Regions from separate parts of the Homo sapiens genome. Here regions 2, 3 and 4 are each linked to region 1. A link is a contact called in ENCODE Hi-C or POLR2A ChIA-PET data. All regions are on one chromosome and are shown on one strand. Each heading gives the region's core, a stretch centred on a gene start or an enhancer-like site at or near the end of the contact. The rest is flanking DNA. Distances are from core to core; before and after follow the strand shown. Region 1 holds the start of ASTN2-AS1 (ASTN2 antisense RNA 1). Region 2 overlaps ASTN2 (astrotactin 2). Region 3 overlaps ASTN2 (astrotactin 2). Region 4 overlaps ASTN2 (astrotactin 2).

The links. Hi-C counts contacts between places; a loop is a spot of excess contacts on that map. ChIA-PET counts read pairs that join two places held with the same protein, here RNA polymerase II (POLR2A). Pooled maps may share reads with other maps.
Region 2: a loop to region 1 is called in a map with no recorded cell type, with 3 times the contacts of the local background. The contact joins the enhancer-like site here to the promoter of ASTN2-AS1 in region 1. A Hi-C loop is called at or near these places in 1 of 168 maps with a recorded cell type or tissue (pancreas), 2 of 37 single-sample maps with no recorded cell type and 3 of 50 pooled maps. POLR2A ChIA-PET finds 5 or more read pairs at or near these places in 1 of 52 experiments (WTC11).
Region 3: POLR2A ChIA-PET joins it to region 1 with 11 read pairs in A673. The contact joins the enhancer-like site here to the promoter of ASTN2-AS1 in region 1. POLR2A ChIA-PET finds 5 or more read pairs at or near these places in 2 of 52 experiments (A673 and WTC11).
Region 4: a map of HCT116 shows a loop between it and region 1 (2.1-fold over the local background). The contact joins the enhancer-like site here to the promoter of ASTN2-AS1 in region 1. A Hi-C loop is called at or near these places in 6 of 168 maps with a recorded cell type or tissue (Caco-2, HCT116, MCF 10A and 3 more) and 2 of 50 pooled maps.

The regions. Positions count from the first base shown.
Region 1 is chr9:116,502,955-116,506,214 of GRCh38, forward strand. It overlaps ASTN2-AS1 (ASTN2 antisense RNA 1), which reads left to right and starts at 1,329. Exons shown (of 12, transcript NR_033973.1): 1 at 1,329-1,390. The region is part of intron 19 of ASTN2 (astrotactin 2); the gene reads right to left. RefSeq lists an enhancer at 2,529-2,698.
Region 2 is chr9:116,449,448-116,452,403 of GRCh38, forward strand. All of the region lies in intron 20 of ASTN2 (astrotactin 2), which reads right to left. Among named protein-coding and RNA genes, the nearest start is that of PAPPA-AS1, 50 kb to the left of the region's middle. Within about 2 kb of position 1,489, at least 2 of the 41 ENCODE cell types and tissues checked have a DNase peak (open chromatin) inside an H3K27ac peak, as active enhancers do.
Region 3 is chr9:116,470,084-116,473,386 of GRCh38, forward strand. The region is part of intron 20 of ASTN2 (astrotactin 2); the gene reads right to left. Among named protein-coding and RNA genes, the nearest start is that of ASTN2-AS1, 33 kb to the right of the region's middle. RefSeq lists enhancers at 742-1,333, 1,334-1,924. Within about 2 kb of position 1,278, at least 9 of the 41 ENCODE cell types and tissues checked have a DNase peak (open chromatin) inside an H3K27ac peak, as active enhancers do; they include A673, where a contact is called at or near this core.
Region 4 is chr9:116,547,784-116,550,710 of GRCh38, forward strand. All of the region lies in intron 19 of ASTN2 (astrotactin 2), which reads right to left. The region is part of intron 8 of ASTN2-AS1 (ASTN2 antisense RNA 1); the gene reads left to right. Among named protein-coding and RNA genes, the nearest start is that of ASTN2-AS1, 45 kb to the left of the region's middle. RefSeq lists an enhancer at 1-121. Within about 2 kb of position 1,353, at least 13 of the 41 ENCODE cell types and tissues checked have a DNase peak (open chromatin) inside an H3K27ac peak, as active enhancers do; they include HCT116 and psoas muscle, where a contact is called at or near this core.

The sequences.
Region 1 (3,260 bases), core at 79-2,578:
GGAGGAAGAAAAGAAGGGAAGGAAGGAGAGAGGGAGGGAGAGAGGGAAGGAAGGAAGATGAAAGGAAAGAAAAAAGGAGGAAGGAAAGAAGAAGGGAAGGAAGAAAGGAAGGAAGGAAGGAGGGAGGAAGGGAAGGAAGATGGAAGAAAAGAAAAAAGGAAGGAGAAAGGAAAGAAGGGAAGGAAGTAAGGAAAGAAGAAAGGAGAAAGGAAGGAAGAAGGAAGAAGGAGGGAGGAAGGAAGGAAGGAAGGGCACGGCAGGACCAGCTAGAAGGGCATCTTCTGGAGATGGATGCCCTTGAGTGACCAGGGAAGCTTTACTTCTGGTCTCACCGCTACTCGGGGCAGATGATCTGGGAGGAGGAGGGGGGGAGAGTGAGAGGGTGACTGGCATTTCCATTCAGCTCCCCTCATCTATCCCTCCCACCCACATATAGAGGTTTTCACTCTATTAAAATGACTCCCTTGCTTCCTCATTTATGTTAAAATTTTCCTTGAAATAAAGAAAAGGAAACAAGGTCACCCTTCAATCCACAATGAAAACTATAAAAGCGTTTTTAGGCTTGGAAAATTTAGCTGGTCAGTTTTTCCTACTGTTTAATAACTGCCTTGGGTTACACTGAATGAGTAAACATGTTTTACAAGCTTCTAATTCATACCTAACCCTATGAGTTCACAGCTTTACATAATATATACACACACATATACTATATATACACACATGCACACATACATACTGCAATGTAAAATATAAACACACATACATACTTAATATATATATGAGTGTGTTCGTGTGGTGTAAGTAATCTTTCCAATTTGTGCAGCTCATTAGGGCTTACAAAGCACGCTCTTTCCTCATTTAATCCTCACGATAATCCTGTGAGGTAGGCAGTTTAGGATTATCATCCCCAGTTTACAGGTACCTGTGGTTAAGGTAGAGAGACCAAGAACCCACAGGTCTCTAAGGCATCACAGTCCATATCACAGTTCTGCTCTCCATAGTCCCAAAGCTGACTTCATGAACTTGGGTAGTGCAGTGCCCACTTCTGGACCTGCAAGGACCCAAAACCATGGGGATCCTGAGGCATCATCTGTTTCAGGGCTTCATTGTACAGACAGGAAAACTAAAGCTCAGACTATTACTGCTAGCCTATAGGGTGCCTCTGTGCAAATTGGAAAAACAATAGAAAAATAAAAATCATCTCTTTCTTAAGATACTTCCCTCCCTTGTTCCAATATTCTGATTTGTTAGAACAAGACACTTGATCAATGATTAATACATGTTTATGATGTCTACAATTGGAATGGTGAGCTTTGGAATGTGGTAGCATTGTGAGCAGCAAAACCTGTGCGACTGCATCTGACATCGCCAGGATGGGGGCCCAACCAAGGTGAGGGCAAAGAGGACGGTAAGGGAGAAAGAAAGAAAGAAGGGAAGGTAAGATGGGAGAGACAGCACCTACTTTCTGAGGTCTAAGAAGAAAACCCATTTTACTTAAAGGACATTGAGATAATAATAATAACTAGTGTTTATTAAGCTCTTAATCTTTTCTGATACTTACAGTAACCCTGTGAGAGTGTTTCATATTGCTAACTACTGCTTGTATTTCTATCTTACACTCTCAAGTAATAATAATATTATTCAGAATAACAGTGACAATTGATATAACTTAAGCATTCACAATGTTAGATACTATGCCTAGTATTTCATGTACTGCATCTCATTTCAGCTTAATAACAATATGCCAGCCTGGGCGACATAGTAAGACCTCATCTCTACAAAAGTACAAAAATTAACTGGGTGTTGTATCGTGCATCTGTAGCTCCAGCTACTCAGGAAGCTGAGGTGGGAGGATCACTTGAGCCTGGGAAGTCAAGGCTGCAGTGAGCCAAGATAGTACCACTGCCCTCTAGCCTGGATGACCAAGTGAAATCCTGTCTCAAAAAAAAAAAAAAAAAAACCCAAAACAACAACAACAAAAAACACAAGTTAGCTTATTTCCCCAAATTTACAAATGAGTATATCAAGATTCAGAGAGATCCACTAACTTGCCTAAGGTCACTTGGTTAAATTGCGCAACTGAGATTTGACTATTATGAGGGAAGAGTAAAGGTCAGACACACTTTCACATCCTCTAAAAGTGACTGAAATGCTTTACATTCTCAATAATTACTAACTATGCTAGCACATCAGAGAACCCTACTTTGCATATGGGGCATCAATATCTCTGACTTCTCATCTCGTGTGCTTTTAGTATCTGATAGTCTACTCATTCCTTTAATCGCTTTGAGGCTACTGATGAATGGAACCATCTAGATCATGAATCCAGGGAGTCTCTGCTCTGTGGAAACAATGTTGGTTCCCGCTCAGCTTTTCCCTGGTGCCCAGCTCGCCTCCCTGTTTCCACCTCTCCCTTACTGGATACCCAATCAATGCAAATGGATCTGAGTAGTCATTAGAATTTATTTTTTAAGAAAAGCAAGGCAAAACCAAACCAAAACCAGAAGTCTGCCACAATATGCAAAGAACCACCTTTGGATTCCAATAAAACTGGGCTTCCTACCTTTAGCATCCTCTTGTGTAAGACAGGAATAAGAAGTATTACCATTTTAATAGAATGTTTCAAGGATTCAATGTGTAAAATATCTGACCCAGTGCTTCTCCTTAATGTATAAAATGTATTCCAAAACAAGAAGTGGCGATGGGTCGGGGGCACTCATGTTGCACTAGAACTTTACAGTGTACCTGGTATTTTCATATCCATCAACTCCTAGGCAATCCAAAGCCTCACTACTGCTCCAGCTAGAGCGCCTTCCCTCTCCCTTTGCTGACTACACTTCAATGACTGTGCCCTCCTTGGTGCTCCTGAGGATGCTCCAGGGGCTTTGCTATTGCTACATCCTCAGTCTGGAGCAGTCTACATTCAGCTAGCCACATGGTTCACTTCCTCCCACTTTCCGGTCTCTGCTCAAACATCACACCCTCAAAGAGGTTTGTCCTGATCACTGTAACTAAATGGTATGCCCCCAACCTCTATCCTCATACCCTATTTTTCTTTCAAACACATAGTACACTTTGACTCTGTATTGCACATCTATTACTTTACCATCATTGCCTCCCAACCCTCTGTACCGGGAACATAAGCTCCATGATAGGAGCTTGTTCAGTGCCTTCTCCTCAGCTTCTGGAATAGTGTTCGGTATGTAGTAGGTGTTCAATAAGTGGTTACTGAATGACTTAACTCATAGTTGTTCATGAAA
Region 2 (2,956 bases), core at 239-2,738, 53 kb before region 1:
TATCTATCTCAAAGGGATGTTAGAGGAATAAAGTTTATGAAACGATGCTTGACACATGGTAAGTGGTAAGTTAGCATAATTGTTATTCAATGTGCATGTGTTTAAATAATTCATCTCTTCTATAATGGCTTTAAAACAAGACCCCCGCCCCAGTTCTTTGACATTTCACCTTGAATATGGGCAGGCTCATGAGTGCTTTGACCAGTAGAGCAAAATGGAAGGGATGCTGTGTGACTTCTGAGTCTGGGTCATAAAAGGGGATGCAGCTACCACCTTGCTTACTGAAACATTCTCACTTGGAACTGTGAGCCTCCGTATAAGAAATTTGAGTGCCCTGAGGCCACTGTGGTGGGAGGAAGACAAGCCACAAGGAGAGGCCATGTGTGGTTGCTTCAGCAGCCCTGGTACCTAGGCTCCAGATGGATGAGTAAAGGAGCCTTCAGATAATTCTCACCCAAGCAGTCAAGTTACTCCCAGCTTTTGAATTCTTGCAGTTGAGGCCCCATACTTCGTGGAGCAAAGACAGCCCAACCTACTATGTACTGTCTGAATTTTCAACCCACAGATCCATGAGCAAAATCAAATGGTGATTTTAAGCTGCTAAGTTTTGGGGTCATTTGTTGTGTCATCAATAGTAACTGCAACAACTAACAAGCATTGCAAGCAGGATCAGCAAACTACAGCCCACAGTCCAAATCTGGCCCACTGCCTATTTTCATAAATAAATCTTTTACAACCACACTCTTTTTTGGTTTGCTTTGAATGCATTTTCTATGGCTGCTTTCACACTACAATGGCAGAATCACGTAATTGTGACAGAAATCACAGCATCGTCAAGGCCTAAAATATTTACTATCTGGACCTCCAGAGGAAAGCCTACTGACTCCAATGTAGAGCTTTGAAAGTACTGAATGTAGTATCATTTGCTTACATTATTTCATTTAATCCCAAGGTTAGAAATCATTCCTATTTTACAGTTAGGATCAGAGAGTTCAAGTGACTGGTCCAAGGTCACACAGCTCTCTAACTGCAGGTCTAATGCCTCCATAGCCCGTTGAAGACCTAGACTCCAGTTTGAGTAATAATGGCTTTGGGTAAGTCCCACCATGCTCTGCTCTCACTTTCCCAGCCTGGGACATGAGGGTATTGGGCAAGTTGGGCTGGAGAGGCTGCCAAAAGTCAGATGTCCAAACTTCCCCCCAGCTGAGTGCTAGCTACCAAGCAAAGTATTTCTGTTCCCCTTTGGTCTAGGAGTACCCAAGTGAGGCTTGAGAATGAGTCACCAGGGGCTGCTATGCATCCCTGCTCACTCTCACATGCAGCCACCCACCCTCGAGCACCAGAACCCAACTTTCCTGTCTCCCAACTCAAGCTGACAACCCATGCTTTCTGCCAACATAAATATTTAATTCTAGTGCCCGGAACAGAGAGACCATCTTGGTATTAAGGACTCCCATCCTAGTTTCTACTTTCAAAACAACTCAGTCTGAGGCATGATTAGGAGGTCCTGGCTTAGAACAAAGGTAAAGCAGTTTGTGGTTGGGCTCCAAACACCAGCTCCCCACACTTGCACTCCCTTCAACCTCTCAAGCTGTATGAGCTAACAGGCAAAGAATCAGGGGAGTGGGGAGCTGGCAGGGAGAGCTCTGTAGGAAGGCCAAGTCTGGAAACCAGTGTTGGTTCTAAGCTCAGGCAGAGGTGACAGCAACCTGGAAACGGTGCTAGGCATCCACTGTTCTGACTGCTAAATCCCCTGAAATTCACTGGTATGTGAGCATCTCCCTAAAATTCACAGTGCAGTGAACACCAGAACTCAGAAATAATTATAGTATTAACACTTAAAATTAAATACATATAAATTCATTTACAATTAAAGTGTGTTGAGTGTATCTCCAATACCTGAGGAGTGAGTAATTATCACAGCAGTTCCACTCTGTGTGCTTTGCCATAAATGAATGCCTACTAGGTGCTGGGCATTCTGCTAAGCACGGAAGAAACACCCATAAAAAAAAAAAGAGTGGGGTTTTTGCTGTCATGGAGCTCACAGAAGAGCAGAGAGATGGTCAAATGAACAAGAAATGGGACACAGTACTATAAGGTCTTCAATAAAAATGTATTCTTGCCCCTATGTTTGTTTCAGGTGTGTCTGTTCTTCCTTCTTTCAAAACAGTGGACTAAGCCTTAGATATGAGTTTAAAAGCTACTGTGAACTAGACCTTATCTTGCTGGATCTTCTGTCTGCTGCAAACTGGGATTGTCAACCACCTACAGGACTCTCATTTTTTTGTACGAAAAAATGATGACAATTCTTGCCCTCTCCATTCTGAAAGCCTTTGAGGAGTGAATAAGACAGTGGATTTAAATATATAAATACTATGCAAATGATCTGAGTGTATTCATTCACTCATCAAATATGAGTGACCTGACCCCTCTTGAAAAAAAAAAATGCAGGTTGGCATGTGGCTTGGCTTTAACAACAATGACTGTGTTTGCCTTTCTTTTCTTGGTCTTCTCCTGTCCCTTCCTCTCCCCATCCCCCGTCTTTTCCTCCTCCTTCTCTTTATTCAGGGTGTGGACTAAATGATAACACATAATTGTACTAGCTATAGTACTTAATTGGAAGATGTTCACATTTTAATATGCTGTTTTAGGGTAAAGCAGACACAGACTAACCTTATGGTCTCAAGTTAAGGAATGAATTGAACACAGAATGCCCAATTATTCTACTCCAACTTGCACTCCTGGGATCTCTGAAGCAAATTGTAGGCTTTTAAAAATATCTTTATTATATATTGGACAGCATCTCTGAACTCAGATATAAACAATAATTTTTAAAGTGACTTCAGTTATAGAAATGACTTTTTCAGAAGGCATAACTTGGAAGCATGTTGAATTGAGAGGCAGAGGATATGATGTGTAGGTTTCACCTTGTCATTAACTAGCTATGTGGCTTTGG
Region 3 (3,303 bases), core at 28-2,527, 33 kb before region 1:
ATCCCAGCTACTCAGGAGGCTGAGCCAGGAGAATTGCTTGAACTGGGGAGGCAGAGGTTGCAGTGAGCCAAGATCACACCACTGCACTCCAGCCTGGGTGACAGAGCGAGACACCATATCAAAAATAAAAATAAAAAATAAAAAAAATAAAAAGATTTAGGCTGAACACTGAAGGATGAATAGTGTTAACCCAGGGAAAAGATTCGGCGTGTTCTGAGGCCCTGTGAAGGGGAAGAGCGCATGCTGTGGTGTGAGCTAGGCTCCTTAAATGCTAATGTGACTTCTGGGGATGCTGGATCAGTTAATAACTAGGAAGTTAGACTCTAGAGACAAACTGTCTGAGTTCACATCCTGGCTCTGCTACTGACTTGTGGCATGGCTTTTGGTAAATTTTTTTGACTTCTTTGGGCTTTGGTTTTCTCATCTGCAAAATAGTGATAATAAAAAAACACTGTCTCATTGAGAAGGGTGGATGGATTAACTTACAGAAATTATTTAGAATGGTGCCTGGTATATTGAAAGCACTCTTTATATAATAGCCATTCATATCATTGATTCTTTTATTTGCACTCCAAAGTATTTACATGAACACTCTTCACTGAAGAGAAGGCAAAAGTCCTACCTGAAGAAAGCATATTCATATTGTGGAGTGAAGATGAATAAGGGAAATTATGGGAAGTTAAATAAAGTCCAATAAAGCACCCAGAACTCATTTGTCCTCTCTGTAAATGGCATGATTCTTGCCTCTAAAAATGGCATATTTCATAATGCCAATGCTTTATGGTGGGTACTCTCCTTGGCCTGCCATTGGTTACCTACATTGGGACAAGGGTATTGAGATTCCTGGAAGAAAGTTATAACTCTAAGACGATGTATTGTTCAAAAATTAACAAGACTAAAGCAAAAACAAACAAATGAAAAATCTCTGGGGTTTCCTCTCCTTTTTCTTTTTTAAAATGATTTTTTAAATTGATTTAATATCTGTGTAGAAGCCAGCAAAATTGCTGTTTACTTATCCTGTAGCTTCTGAGTGTCTTCTTTGCCCCTTTGCTCTCTCTCTTCCCCCTGTTACAGGCTATAGATATGATTAAGAAAGATCTATGTAATGGTGTTAAGTTACTACACTCTTTGGAGGAGAGATTTCTGGGGACAGGCCTGCGATAAGGGTGAGAGGAGTTGGATCCAGTCGTGAGAGTCAGATAGGCAGCTCACCCACACACAACCTCTCCACAAGCGAGACAGCTTCCCGGCCTTTCTTGCTTGTTTTAATCTGTGAATGTTTCCCAGAAAGAAATAGTAACTTCTTTTTCTGGCAGGGGTGCCTCCTGAAACTCCCTGAAAACAGGGCCTCTCCCTCCCCTTCAGGCTGGCCTCACACATGCTAATGCAAATCAGTCCTGACCCAGCCAGGGGTCTTTGGGAAGGCTGCCAGGAGCTTTAGAACAAACACGCGAAGAATGTTATTTCATTTCTGGCATCCCGGGGAAAGAGGGACAGAGAAGGAAGTTGGGCAGTAAAGGGGGTGGAGGGAGGGGGGAATTCATATGAATGCTTACTGCAATAAGAGTGAAGCAAATGGAAAGGACAGCAGGAAATTCTTAGGAATAAAGGGCCTACTAGGTGCCAGAAATGGACATATGGAATATTTGGTTTTAATTTCACACATACACTCTGAAGAAGAATTTATTACTCTCACTTTTTGGATGCAGGAAGAGGCTTGGTCTCCAAGGTTAGGCAATTTTTCAAAGGCTACCCAGCTAAGAACTGAGGGAGTCAGAATTTGAAACCAGATTTTTACATTTCAAACCTTGGGCTCTGTCTTCTCACTAAGGCTGGCTTACTGGTTGTGCTTTGATAGATTCCCAACAAAACCCGCGAGTGCAACAGCCCCACATGCCATGACCTCCATCGTCTGTCTCCTCCTTTCCAGCCCCCTGCATGGTTCTAATTCCAGATTCATTCAGCCAGACCCCGAGCTAGTCTCCCTACCTGCAGTCTCCTCTATTCTAACTTATACACCACGAAGATCTTTCTATAACCCAACTGTGGCCTTATCACTGCTCCTCCTTAGCACACGTTATGAGGCCTTGCAAGTCCTGCCTCTCCAACCTCATATACTGTACATTTCAACTGCCCTGAATCTCTGTTGTACCCCATATGTGGTCCCTTCAATATCCTACCTCCCTGCCTTCATTTCAGCTATTCCTTCTGCCTGTGATGCAATAACTTCCCCAGTTCTAAGTGTTCAATGCTATCCATTCTTCCAGACCTAGCTCAAAGGCACCTCCCCAAAGGCACACTAGCTGTTAGAGATCACAGCCTCCTCAGAACTCGCATGCCTTTATTATGGGGCAAATCACCTTCTACCCCCAATATGATTAGCTGCTTAAAAGTTTGTCCCTAACACTGGGCAAAGCTCTTTCAGTCTCAGCCATAAGACTTTGAATTGCAGCTTGGTCACTGCCTAAGAGAGAAGTGCATAAGAATACACAAGTGCAGATTTTGGAGCTAGATAGCTTGTGTTAGAATCATGGTTCTGGCCAGGCGTGGTAGCTCATACCTGTAATCCCAGCACCTTGGGAGGCTGAGGCAGGCAGATCATTTGAGGTCAGGAGTTCAAGACCAGCCTGGCCGACATAGCAAAACCCAGTCTCTACTAAAAATACAAAAAAAAAAAAAATAGCCATGTTGGTGGTGGCGGCGGCGGAGGGGGCACACCTGTAATTCCAGCTACTCAGGAGGCTGAGGCAGGAGAATCGCTTGAACCCGGGAGGTGGAGTTTGCAGTGAGCTGAGATTGTGCCACTGCACTCCAGCCTGGGCAACAGAGCGAGACTCTGTCTTGGAAAAAAAAAAAAAAAAAGAATCATGGTTCTGCCATTTACTAATAAGATGACCTTGGGCAAACCATTAAGCCTTCCCATCTTAGTTTCCTTGCCTGTAAAATAGGGATAGTATCTACCTTAGAGGGTACCATATTATTAAGGTTCAAAGAGTTAGTGGACCAAAAGACTTTGCATAATGAATGGCATGTAATAGAGTTTGATAAATGGTACATGATGACAACGACTGGGAGGCAGGAACCATGTTCTTGGCTGATAGCTACACTGCATACATGACAGACTGTCTTCATTCATTCAACCTGTAATACCTATTATCGATCTTTGATGTTTGCTAAATTAAGTACCTACTAAGTGCCAGGCCATATGTTATGGATTTACAGGTAACTAAACCATGGTTTCTAAAACCTATTCTACTCTTAGATTACAGACAGTTTTCATTCTTTATGATAAAGAGAAACATT
Region 4 (2,927 bases), core at 103-2,602, 45 kb after region 1:
TACACCTGAGAGGGTCTATTTGCAGGCAGGTCAAGGCGCCCGGTTTACCTGAGCTGCCCCCCAAGCTGAGGTTCTGTGTCCCATTCCCTCCCCTCCAGGCATCAGCCTCTGCGTGGGGTGCATTCTCAGGCAGGCTGTCTGAGGCAGCAGCTGCGGGAGGCATACACTCCCAACTCACCCCCACACACCCTGCCCACCTGTCTCCACTCCTTGCCTCTGGCAGCCCCACTTTGCCTAGGAGAAAAGCAGCAAACCTGCGTCCTCAGGTGCTCTCCTCTTAGCTCCCCCACCCCAGGATGCAGCCAAAGAAAACCAAAGCACTCTGTTTTCTAAGCCGGAGCCAGGAGCGATTCCCGTAAGGCACTGCCTGGCTTAATGGGGCTGTGTCTGGGCCTTGCCTCTAAGCCAGGCTCTGGCAGTCAGGAGGCTGCCCTCCTGCCTGGCTCCATCAGAGGCCGTGGCATTTGCTTAAGGTGATTCAAAGTCGAGGCCAAGGGGACAGAGATGGCAGGAGGCTTGGTTCTGGTTCTGTCTGTACTGACTCACAGCATGACTCTGGACATGACCCTGACCAGCTCCAGGCCTCAGTGCCTCTGTCTCTCTACCTTTACTAAACGGCAGCTGCTTCTATGTCAGTAATTCTTTACCCTGGCTGCATATGAGAATGACCTGGGGGAGGGTTTTGTTGTTGTTGTTTTGATTTTTTGAGACTGAGTTTCACTCTTGTTGCCCAGGCTGGAGTGCCATGGCGTGATCTCAGCTCATTGCAACCTCTGCCTCCTGGGTTCAAGTGATTCTCCTGTCTCAGCCTCCTGAGTATCTGGGATTACAGGTGCCCCCCACTATGCTCGGCTAATTTTTGGTACTTTTAGTAGATATGGGGTTTCACCATGTTGGCCAGGTTGGTCTCGAACTCCTGACCTCAGGTGATCCACCGGCCTCAGCCTCCCAAAGTGCTGGGATTATAGGTGTTAGCCACTGTGCCCGGCCTGGGGAAGGTTTTAAAAATGAACACCTGTGCCCCATCCCCATAAATTACCATTGAACTGGCTTGGTATAGGGGTCTGGGCAGCAGTACTTTTCAGAAGCTCAATAGGTGATTCCTGTAGGCAACCAGGGTCTAGATCCATGACCCTAAATAAATGCTGAGATCCCTGTAAGCTTTTGCATTTAAGGATTCTATCAAAGAGATAAAGGAGTAAGAAACAGAGACTTCTAGAAGGAGAAATTCTGATGGGTTTTGGTCTTTAAAGTATCATCAAATTAAGTTGTCTCATTGGACAGATGGGAAAATTGGGGCCCCAAACTAAGGGATGAGTTTAAAACCACATAATGAGCGGCTGGTGGCCTGGTCTAGAACCTGTGTCATCTGAAGCAAACCACAAAAATGTCAGTAATAAAAAGATCAGAGGAGGAGGAGGAGGAAGCTGAAAATAAAGAAAGAAGGAAATGCAAAAAAGGGCAAATAAAAAATGAAAAAAAAAAAACAGAAGGAAGTAAAAGAAAGGAATGGGAGGTCAGGGAAGAGAAAGGGGTAAAACGTAGAGGGACAAAAAGAAATAAAAGCCACAACTGAGGCACGAGCAACTCGGATAGTACCCTGTGAGTCAGGGCAGCTCTGAGCCACACTTGGCTGTACAGTTCGTATTTGGCAATTGCAACCCGGGCAAGAGCTCTGATCCCAGCTGGGGCCCCAGGCCCAGGGCTGGAGCCTGCGTGGGGACGGTCTGACTCACAGCTGCTACTTCCTCACCCTGTTTCCAGCCTCTTGCTCAATCCAGGCAGGAGGCAGGATAGATGCTCTTTTGCAAGGTGATCCCAGCCCAGAGGGCCCTGCAACCTTTATGAAACGATTCTGGTTAGGTGTAGGAAACAAATGGGGCAGCAGACCCTGTACTCCCAACATGCTGAACAGCAAGATGACTCCCAAAGCGGCCAGCCCTTTCCTGCCTCCAGGCCTTTGTTTGATGCCCATTTCCACTGGAGTGCCCTTCCCCACAGATACCCTGCCTCACATGGCATCTGAGGCCTCCCAAGTCTGGCCCTGTAATATCTCTCTACTCATGGTTCCCCTCCATGCTTTCTACACTACCCATAAAGCCATTTATTAAAAGTAATGGCAAAAACCACAATTACCAACCTTAAGACATTTACTACTCCTCACCTTTGCTTATGATGTGCTCACTCTCCTACGCAATGGAACCCACAGGCATCTTTCAAATCCCACAAACACACAAAAATCCCACATGAAATGTCCCTGCTTTAATTCCATCTTTCCAAATGGCTTTCTCTTATCACTACAGTCAAAATCATTCTCTCTCTTCTACAACTCCACATCAAGTGTTCAGTCTGTCCCCTGTAATACTTAGCACTCTGACTCTTTTATCTCAGACCACAAAATTGGAAGTTCTACGTGACCAGATTTACATCCATATAACGTCTCTGGGCATAAACTGTGAACTGTGACAGATCTGGGTTTCAATCTAGCTTCCACCACCTGCTATCTGTCTGCTTCAAAGCACAGTATCTTCATCTGCAATATAAACCTGTCAATTTTACCCTGTATTATAGTTTTAAGTATTACTAGCAATAATACAGGAGGAGTATCTGGAACATAGTGCCAGCTTTAAAAAACAGTTACTTTGCTGTTGTCATGAGTCACCTATGGGATTCCCTATGGGATCCTGTGCTGGGTCTGGCCTGGAGTGGTCTTCAGAAAATGTAGCTTACATTACTCAACTGAAGCTCAGTTGCTCTCTGAAAACAGTGTGGGCAAGGTGGGGATTGGGAGAGGAAAAGGGAGAGAAAATAAGAATGCGTCCAACAGTGCTGCAATATAAGGATGTTGTTCTGCTCTTTTACTCGTGAAAGAAATGAAGGCTGGCAGATCTACAGCAACTTTAACACTCAAAAACTCATTCCCTCCT